2 separate regions of the Mus musculus genome follow, and region 2 is linked to region 1. A link is a loop called in an ENCODE intact Hi-C map of the cell type or tissue named here. Cell type or tissue: heart. All regions are shown on one strand. Region 1 overlaps 1700086P04Rik (a long non-coding RNA gene). Region 2 overlaps Phc2 (polyhomeotic 2).

What was found. A loop is a pair of places that touch in the nucleus more often than their neighbours do. Peaks named below come from ENCODE experiments on the same cell type or tissue, not always from the same donor. Only the 100,000 strongest peaks of a DNase experiment are listed, where the experiment ranks them.
Region 2: a loop joins it to region 1, with 2.1 times the contacts of the local background. A loop is called at or near these places in 1 of 42 quality-filtered maps.

The regions. Positions count from the first base shown.
Region 1 is chr4:129,046,814-129,051,813 of GRCm38, forward strand. It overlaps 1700086P04Rik (a long non-coding RNA gene), which reads right to left. Exons shown (of 2, transcript XR_868180.3): 2 at 3,274-4,391. Among named protein-coding and RNA genes, the nearest start is that of Rnf19b, 8.8 kb to the right of the region's middle. In heart, CTCF peaks have their summits at 2,531 and 2,732; a DNase peak (open chromatin) is centred at 2,278; H3K4me3 peaks cover 2,863 bases; H3K27ac peaks cover 2,564 bases; H3K27me3 peaks cover 1,907 bases.
Region 2 is chr4:128,745,667-128,750,666 of GRCm38, forward strand. It overlaps Phc2 (polyhomeotic 2), which reads left to right. Exons shown (of 15, transcript NM_001195130.1): 12 at 124-238; 13 at 1,435-1,576; 14 at 2,342-2,618. Among named protein-coding and RNA genes, the nearest start is that of A3galt2, 11 kb to the right of the region's middle. In heart, no CTCF peak of the experiment used is centred here; a DNase peak (open chromatin) is centred at 2,495.

The DNA of each region.
Region 1 (5,000 bases):
CTGGGTTTTGTTTGTTTGTTTTGAGATAGGATCTGTATAGTCCTGGCTGTCCCAGAACTTGCCATGTAGACCAAGTTGGCTTTGAACTCTCAGAGGTCTGCTTCCCTCTACCTCAAAAGCAAAACAAAAGGGCATGCCTTTACCCCAGCATTCAGGAGACAAATTCTTACCATGCAGTCCAGGCCAGCTTAGAACTCACAGTGTAGATTGGAATGTCCATAAACTTTTAACAATCTGCATATATCTGTCTCCCAAATGCTGGGGTTACAGAAGTCCACCTACCTTGCTCAGCTGCCCTGGATCTCTCTTACAAATGCATTTAATGTATGTGTTTGTGTGTGTATGTGAGAGAGAGAAAGGTGGAGGAAGAGGGAGGGAGGGAGGAGGGACGGAGGGAGGGAGAGAGAACATTCATGTGTATGTCACATATGTGTGTGTGACAGTGTGCATGTGGAGATCAGAGGACAGCTTGCAGGAGTCAGTTCTTTCCTTCTACCATGTGGATCCTAGAGATGGAACTCAGATCATTATTAGGGCTTGGTGGTAAGTACCTTAACCTACTGAGCCATTTCACTGGCCCCTCCCTGGTCTAGACCTCTTGACCGGCTTGTCTAGGTTTCCTGAGTGCTGGAGTTACAGGTGTGTGCCACCACACCCAGCTCACAGCTCCGCTGTCATTTCCACTGACACTGCTCTCAGGCTTAGACCAACGCCTGGTTGCTCCTGACAACAGACATCATCTTTCTACCTCTCCACTCCCTGTGCCAAGCATCTCATCACTATAAGGACGGGAGGGGCAAGGGTTAGCTTTCCCTCCCTTCTCTCTAGCCCACATGTAAAAGCACAGAGGTCCTGCTCTGCTATTCACCTCGCCCCTCAAGGATAGGAATACAGTTGCTGGGCAGTCTCTCAAGGCAGGTGCTTTCCGGGGGGGCTTCCTGCTGCTGCCTCCCCGCCTATAATGTAACCTCAATCTTCACCCATTCCCCAAATTTACCTCCTTCGGGTGCTGGCAGATTATCTGAGCTTCGCCTCCTCTTGATGCCAACTCTTCCTCAGAATATCTAAAGCCATCTGTGGAACAAATCAAAGGCCACACCCTCCTCTCCGGGACTCCACCTAGTCTGCCTCTCGGAAGTTCAAGGCCACACCCTCACCTTAGACAGTTCTATGTATTCTACTAATGCGAATTAGTCTCTTCCCCAAAGTGGAGGTCATGTCCTGAGGGTCTGTGGGTAATTGCATCTCATCCGCAAAAGTATTAAAAAACAAACAAACAAAAAACGTTCACACTGAAAGAGTACAAATAAAATCATGGAACTGTAGCCTCTTTTTCCCCCCTCAGAAAATATGGTATTACAGAACCCACATTTCTTGCCCAGGGGCATGTCTGCCTGCAGAGGTCACACTTTTTTTTTTTTTTTTTTACTTTTGTAGCTTCTGCCTACGGCCATATTTATCTTTCCTCTTCCAATCCTGCAGGCTTTCGAAAGTGTGGCCTTTTCTAAAAGGCATTTTATGGTCCGTTCCCACCTTCCGCTGTTATTATTATTATAAATTTGGGTCTGAAATTTCCCAGCCTCACGGTCGACAGTATTCAAATAATGGCTGTTCCTGGAAAGGCGAGACAATCCAGAAGACTGGAATCTCCAGTAGAAAGGGCTAGTAGAGCCGGAGGGGGCATTCGGGCCAGCAAGGTGTTTATTCTTACCCGATTTTATCTTATTTTTGCAGCCCTAGGTGTTAAACCCAGGGCCTCTACCACCGAAATACATCCATTGTCCCTATTGGGGTTTAAACTAAAAGCTTTATATATTAGAAACGGGGCCCGCGAATCTCCGCGAGCGAGAAAAGCCCCACACTCCCTCCCACAGAGAAGCTGGTGTAGTTGTCCGAGAGAACGACGGATGCTGCAGCCTACCCACCCGCCGGTGCCAGAAGCAGTGGGAGTGACGGGGGGGGGGACTGCAAAGAAAGGGTTTTGAGGCATCCCCTCCAAAGAATGGGGTATCCTTGACCTTAGCGGAAAACACCGCGAGCGCTGCGGCTACAATTCCCTGGTTTCCCTCTCCTCCCTCCCTTCTCTCTTCCCCCCTCTTCTCCCCTCCTCCCTCCCTCTTCGATGCAGCGGACTGCGGAGGAATCCCAGCCTGGCGGGAGCGCCCACCCACGCGACTGCGGCACGCGAGGGGCGGGAGCGGGAGGGCGGGGGATGGCGGGGATACCGGTCTTCCCTGGAAGGCCCTGGAGGGAGGCGAGGGGAAGCTAGTCACGTGGCACCGCCACCAGGCGTTGCGGGATTGGCGGGTGTCGGCTGCTAGGGAGCCGGGGAAACCTGTGGACCCCTCCCCTTGTGGACCCGCGGGGCGCACCCGCACTGCGTGTCTGGGAAGGGTGGGAGTCGTGCTCTCTCTAGGGATGTAATGCCGTGGTCGGGTCCCAAAGTGCTCTGCCCCCGCAGTCTACCAGTGTGGAAACACATCGCTTCCTCTTTCCTTCCCAGCTTCTGCTCTTCCCACCTGCCGGTGGCTCTAAAGAGCTGCCTGGAGGCTTTATCTGAGCTAGCTGGAGCGTCCCTTGACTTAGAATTTTTCGATTTGACTCAGACTAGAGAGGGAGCAGAATTCCAAAGAGGTCTGCCCCCCTCAAGCCCCACGCAACCAGATCGACCCTCATCTTCCATGTCTGCTCTTGCGTCTTGGGCAGAAACCGGAGAGCTAGCGCCACTGCTGCTCGGGTGAAATCTGTATGATTAAAAAGCCTGTTACATTTATTACGAAATATTTAACTCTCGTTTTTATTCAACGCATTAAATATTTAAGTCACTAGCTTCCCTCCTTTGCGTTCATTCTGACTTGTAATTACGGTTATTTGTGTGGCTGTTGCTAACCGGGCTTCTGCTTGGAATGTAAGTTCCACGAAGGGGGGAGGGGCGTGTGTTTTATCTATCCTTGTAACAGCAGCACACTGCGGGTGTAGGAGGCTTTATATTTTCTCCTCTCTCTGGAGATGTAACAATGAACCAACAGTAGGTAGAGCAAAGCGGCGAGATGGCTCAGCTGATAAAGGCATCCACTGTCAAGGGGACAACCTGAGTCGGGCTCTCCAGACCGCATAATGGAAGGAGAGAACTGACTCTTGCTCAGACCTCCACCGGCACTCAATGAGAGGAAAAAGCAAGCAAAATCTGTTGTTGGTTAGTACCTGGGTTCAGTTCTCAGACACACACACACACACCGTATACAAGCAAAAAGAGCCAAGAAGTGTAAGTCATAAGGGAAAGGTCAGTTGGTTGACATTTATTAAACATTTTGTGTTACACAAAGGACTAGGGTATGAGGCTTTCCTGGATGAAGGGAGGTGAAGACCTAAGCCAAACAAGTTCAGCATGAAGCTGCCTTGGGATCGATCAGAGCCTGCCCTTCGAAAAGCAGCCACCTGTGGTCACCTCTGCCTGGGGTAGTGGGAAGGGTGCTCCCAGACGTTCCTGTCTAAGGTTCTTTCCTGGGCAGATGGAGAGACTCTTCAAGAGAGTTTCTGCCTGTGCCTGCTGTTTTTTTTTTTTTTTTTTTTTTTCCTGCTGATGCAGATTGATGGAAACAACGTCTTCAGCACATATTTTTGTGGGCCGTTTCTCAGAATAACCATCTTGAAATATGGCAAGGAAATATATTTAGGAGAGCTATTGATGTGGGGATCTCCATTGACACATAGTAGGTGTGTCAGTGGGGATCTCCACTGACACATAGTAGGTGTGTAACAAATGTTAATCGGATACATGGCTGGATGAATACACAGACAACTGGGATGCTGGGGGTGGCACACAGATTTTGTAACAGAACAAATTCACCATTTCTAACGGAAAGGGATCATTCATCCACCAGATACACACTGAGCCTCTTCTCTGCATAAGCCTCCATGTCTACAGTCCCTTCTCATCTCAGGCTACCACATGTTCTATGTCTAGACAACAGTTCGATGACACTGGAGGAACACATGTAAAACAGTGCAGAATTTAGATATCTGGGCTCGCATACTGGTTTTGCCAGCTGATAGTGTTGTCCATAGTCTCCAGCTCCGAGGCTCCATCTTCCGTCTGAAAAAAAGTGAGGATAGTGTTAGTTAGGATCTCACAGGGGATACCTAGACATATGAGCGAGATGGAAGGAGAACCAAATATCACTCTTTGCAGTGATGTTGGAGATAGCAAGGTGACCACACCTACCAGTTTGACCGGAATAGAACAATGGATACCTTTGTTGAATCAAAGCAATTCTTAGCATTCCTTTTATCCTCCAAGGTGTCCAGGTTTAGACGGGAGGCTGGTAGTAAAAGTGACACTGGTTATCTGTATGGTTGTACTGCTGCTGTACTGCTGTCTGTATCGTTATCTGGGACACAGCAGAAAGAGGTTGAACAACACACAGTGAGCCAGGACGTATGCATGGGATTAAGTCAAGAGCAGAGGGTCAGGAAGGGCTCAACAGCTGAGGGACTAGCAAGGCAGTTCTGAGGAACAGACAACACAAATAGAACCAAGGGGCAGGGAGGAAATGAGAACTCTACTGGGTCCATCTGAACCAAAGGAAACCAATTGAGGAACTGGGGGTAAATTCCAGGCAATACATGTAATGAAGCCTGAACCAGGCAAGACAGAGCCTGGAAGTCCAGGAACTGAGGACCCAGATGCAGGAATCCGAGCATAGGTCAGCAGCAGGAGGATATCCAAGTGGCAGAGAGGTCGCTCAGTAGCCTTGGAGACTACTAGGAGATGAGAGGTGAGCCAGGCCGGGCGAACTAAGTATTCACCACGGCTGATCATAGCAAAGGTAAGCTCACTGCAGGCAGCTCACTGGTGCAGCTAGAGGAAGGAGCTGGAGGCCCAGCCACTGTTCAGATAACATCTGATTAAATGAGCCTTCAGGAGACTAGAGAGCCGGCTCTCCAGCATTTGGTACTCTTATGGAAGACCAACCTGGGTTCAGTTCTGGTACCCAAAG
Region 2 (5,000 bases), 300 kb before region 1:
TTTTGAGTGGATGCCTCTGGGTGCCACACCCCAGAGACATGAAGGGGCAGGATAGGGAGCACCTGTGCTGGTCTAGAGCCTGTCACAATTTCACCCACACTCAGTCATTTCCATACTTTACAGAATCCAAAGAGGAGGGCACTCCCCTCAAACTCAAGTGTGAGCTCTGTGGACGGGTGGACTTTGCCTACAAGTTCAAGCGTTCCAAGCGCTTCTGTTCCATGGCTTGTGCAAAGAGGTGAGTGTCTGAGCCCTGCTGCCGTGCCCTGCCCCTGTCCTGTCCCTGGGGTTGTACCTTGTGTCCTTCTTCCATAGTCATCAAAGCTTGGATGCTGTAGGTACAGCTCATCCATCCTCCGTTCCCTGGCCTGCCTGGTTAAGGCACTGTATTCAGTGCACCGGGCGAGTGCACGAGGCCCAGGAAACCAGGAGAAGGGAGTGAGTGCTGTGAGAGAAAGCACTGCTGTCCAAGCACAGAAAGCCGCCCACTAGCTGTGCCCCAAGGGCTGCCACGCCCTTAGCGAAGCCATCCACAGAGATAGCATAGCCCAGAGCCGTGGCAAGCTTTTATCCAGCCTGGAAAATTGATGATGATAAAAACCCTCTGTGTCTATTGAGAAGCTACTCCAAGGGTGGGCATGGTGCTGTAGAGCTGTAATCCCAGAACTTGAAATCCTGATGCAGGACTGATTCAAGAATGAAGTTAGAATCCACTGTACAGTAGGGGCTACCTGAGGAGACTTTGTCTCAACCCAAAACAAGGAACAGGCTGGCAGACAGCTAGACGGAGAGACTTGGTACTGGTCAGAGGAGTGTCTCAGCGTCTCTGTTAGCAGCCATGACTGCTGTCAGCATTGTCTGTAATTGTGCCCTCTATCTGGGCTGGAAAACTAAGGCATGAAGGAGCGCTTGTGCACAACGCAGGCGAGCCAGCTGATGAGGGCTTCAGGCTCACGCGTGCCCTGTGCTCTTTGTAGGAGCAGCTCTACCTTGAAAGCCCAGAGCCCGAAAAGAACCCTTGAGGTTTCATGCAGGGGTGTTGTGTGTGATGCGCCGGAGTCCGTCTTCAGCCACGTTGCCCAGGCTGTGCTGATGGAGCCAGAGCCCCTTGGTCAAGCTTTATCAGGCCAAACTCCAGCAGGACAGTAAAGAGGAGTTTCCTAGCATCGTAATGTGTGGTAGCCACAAGCACCCATGCTCTGAGGAGTTAAGCATGTCACGGGCAGTCCTTCATGTCTTCATGAGACCAGTTTTAGAAGGCAACTGTTACCACACCCTGCCTCCCAAGAAGGGCTCAGAGCTCAAGTGCCTGCCCAGAGTCTCAGTGTCCTGGAGTCAGGATTTGCACCTGTAGACAGACTGGGATTTTCCCAGACAGTGGCTGTTTGTGCCACCCACGGCCCCTGCTCTGACTCGATTGCTCCTGTCTGACAGGTATAATGTGGGATGCACCAAACGAGTGGGACTTTTTCACTCAGACCGAAGCAAGCTGCAGAAGGCAGGGACCACAACCCACAACCGCCGACGGGCCAGCAAGGCCAGTCTGCCCACACTCACCAAGGACACCAAGAAGCAGGTAAGGAGCCACACAGCCTATTCCCACAGGTGCTCCTGGGTTCAGCGGCTGCTCCTCTCAGCACTCTGCTCTCCCCTCTGACAGGTCTCATACCCAGCCTCCCGGGGCCTGAGGACATAGACCTTACCCTTTCCGGTAGTCTTTTCCTAGAACTACCCCCTCTTGGGGTTGCTAGCCATTCTTACTTCTTGGGTCTCACCCTGCTGGCCCTGTCAGACAGGCTGTCCCCTCCCTGTCGGGCTGGAGACATGGCAGCAGCCCCTTTGTTCCCCACTACCTCTCTGCCCCTGTGAAGACTGCAGGTCTCTGTCAGAGCCATGGGTATTCAGCTATTAAATATTTTCCCAGTGTCCATGCCAGGAACTCTGTTAGGCATTAATGATCCAAAGACATGGTCCTAAAGAGACTCACACCCTAGCATGGCGGCCTTCATCCTCTGTCTGTCTTGCTGTCAGTGGGTGGTAATAACTTTGTCTTGCACCTTGTTAAGAATCTGCTAAAAGCTGCAGTTCAGAATATACACACGCCAAGGAGTCCCTCTTGCTAGTCCAAGTCACGTGGGACACCACATGGAGAACAGACCTCTGTGGCACGCATGGAACAGAGTATGTGGCAGTGCTGAGGGACTGAGGGTTCTGAGCAAGAAACGCAGAAGCTGCCCCTCCAGAAAGAGTGAAGAAGAGGGAGCTGGGCCTGTCTCTGCCCCTCTTGACGCCGGAGCGGTCTGTGCTGCCGTCCTGAAGCCGTGTCTCTCTCTGCTCGCAGCCCTCAGGCACTGTACCCCTTTCAGTTACTGCCGCCTTGCAGCTGGCGCACAGCCAGGAGGACTCCAGCCGGTGCTCAGATAACTCCAGCTATGAGGAGCCCTTGTCACCCATCTCAGCCAGCTCGTCCACCTCGCGACGGCGCCAAGGCCAGAGGGACCTGGATCTCCCTGACATGCACATGAGGGACCTTGTGGGCGTGGGACACCACTTCCTGCCGAGCGAGCCCACAAAATGGAATGTAGAGGATGTCTATGAGTTCATCCGCTCTCTGCCAGGTAAGCTCCTTGGAAAGTCTTTCCCTGATGGGCTAACGGAGAGGGAGTGGGGCACCTCGCCTCCCTCCAGGAGGAGCAGGACCCAGGGTGCAACAGTGAGGGCCAGAAGGCTCCTGCATGTGAAAGCATGTGTTCTAGCACAGCACACCCTGAGGACAGAACTGAAGAGGGCTTTGGCAGGTCGGGAGACTGCCTGAGGGAGCAGTTGAGCAAGGGCAAGGACAAGCATGCTTGGCTCAGGGCGCGCTGTGCATAGCCCTTGGGATGGGGGGCAGATAGTGCCGAGGCTGCTGTCACAACTCACATGTGGAAAGGCAAATGATCAAGTATTTCAGATTCTTCCAGGGGAACCCTGAAACTTCTCAGCTTTTTGCCAGCCTCATGCATCCACTGCCAGGTCAGCAGCACTGGTGGCCACGAGCCTGTGCCAGGGTAGAGTGTGGTATAGAGGTTAGGAGCACAGACTTGGAGGTCAGACAGGACTGGGTCTAGTTGTAGCACTCTCACGTAGCCCAGTGTGTCTGTTGTCCATCACTGGACCCCACACTTGTCACAGGCCAGGTACTTCTGGTGAAGACTAGGAAGCCCCTGCAACCCTGCCTCAGGGTCCCTTATAACAGGGCAACTTTGTGTCAGCCAAGGCTGAGACAACCTGGAGGCTTCTGGGGTCATAGGGTCCTCTCATACATGGCTTGCAGGAAGGGCCTGACTGTTGGCAGGAGGCCTCTGTATGAGCCTTGTGTAGCAAGCATGACAGCAGGGTTTCCCCATAACTAGAGAGCAGCCAGAAAAGGCCATCATGCCCTCTTGGGCCTAGCCTCAGAAATCACATTCTGCTGTTTCTACAGTGTCTCATTGGTCACACAAATAAGCTCTGTCCTTTGGGGGAGCCCCCAGGCTGTCTTAGTTAGGGTTTCTATTGCTGTGCTGAAACACCACGACCAAAAGCAAGATGGGAGGAAAGGTTCATTAGACTCACAGTCCACATATAATCCGTCACTGCAGAGTCAGCCCAGGATCTCCAGCAGGGCAGGAACCTGAACACAGGAGCTGATGCAGAGCCATGAAGGGGTGCTGTTCACTGGCTTGCTCCTCGTGGCTCGCTCTGCTAGATTTCTTACAGAACCCAGGATCACTAGCCCAGGAGTAACCCCACCCACCATCAGTCACTGATTAAGAAAATACCCTTCAGGAGGCATTTCCTTGAGTCAGGTCTAGGCAGGAAGATCTCTGGCCCTGTTGCACAGGTGTGGTTCCCCACTCTAGAGATCTGAGAACTAACGCAGGTTGTCTCCTGCCCACCACACCCCCGTATCTAATAGGTAACTAAGGGGAGAAAGGGAACATGGAAGCAGCTCCGACCCACACCAGCCCTGGGCAGCCCTTTTTGCCATTTCCTTCTGAGGAGTCAAAGCCTGGAGCTGTTCTTACCACCTGTGCTTGGTCCCCCCTCAGAGTAACCTGCCATTTCTGTGAAGGGCAGCCTGAGTGTCCTCAGAGTAACCTGCCATTTCTGTGAAAGGCAGCCTGAGTGTTCAGTGCTACTTAAATTACAGTGCTTATTATAATTCCTGCTTTTATTTTGTGTTACCTCTGAGCTTTTCAGTCCCACCTGGAAATATTTCTTAATTTTCCTAAGATCGTTATAGTCTCTGAGTCTTGTTGGGGGTTCACTCCCTCAAACAAAAAATACACCCCAAATTCTCTTTCAGATAAGTCTTTCTATAATGTTGGGCTTGTTCTGCAGCTCTTAGGATGCTTGGGCGTCTTCAACTGCTCAGAATCTACGAGGCCGGCCTAGGAACACCATGGAGAGCTCTCTCCTCCAGGGTCTTCAGAAGGCTGGAGTTTTGTTTAAGACAAGATTTCTTATGTAGCTCAGGCTAGGCTTGAATTGCTCACAGCCTCCTCCCTGTCTCCCAGTGTTTGCATTACAGGCGAGAGCCACCACAGCAGAGGCTTAAAGGAAACATGTAACTTACACCAGTCAGCTTCACAGGCGGCCTCATCCTAGCCTAGAAACAGCTTGCTTTAGGGTTTTTCTTTTTGTTGTTGGTTGGTTGGTTGGTTGGTTGGTTGGTTGGTTGGTTGGTTTTTTGAGGCAGGGTCTCACTATGTAAACGCCTGACTGTTGTGGAACTCTCTCTGTAGACCAAGCTGGCCTCAGACTCACAGAGATCCGCCTGCCTCTGCCCCTCTGCCCCCCAAGAGCTGAGTTTAAAGGCGTGCACCACCACACTGGAAACTGTTTTCTAATCCCCAGACCTATTGGCCATCTGAAGGGCCCAGGGCTTCCTGAGCCAGCAAATACTGGTCATGGAGTACAGAAGCGCTCACTCTCTTTCCTTTTCCCTTCCTCCTTTCTCCAACAAGAAGCCAGAC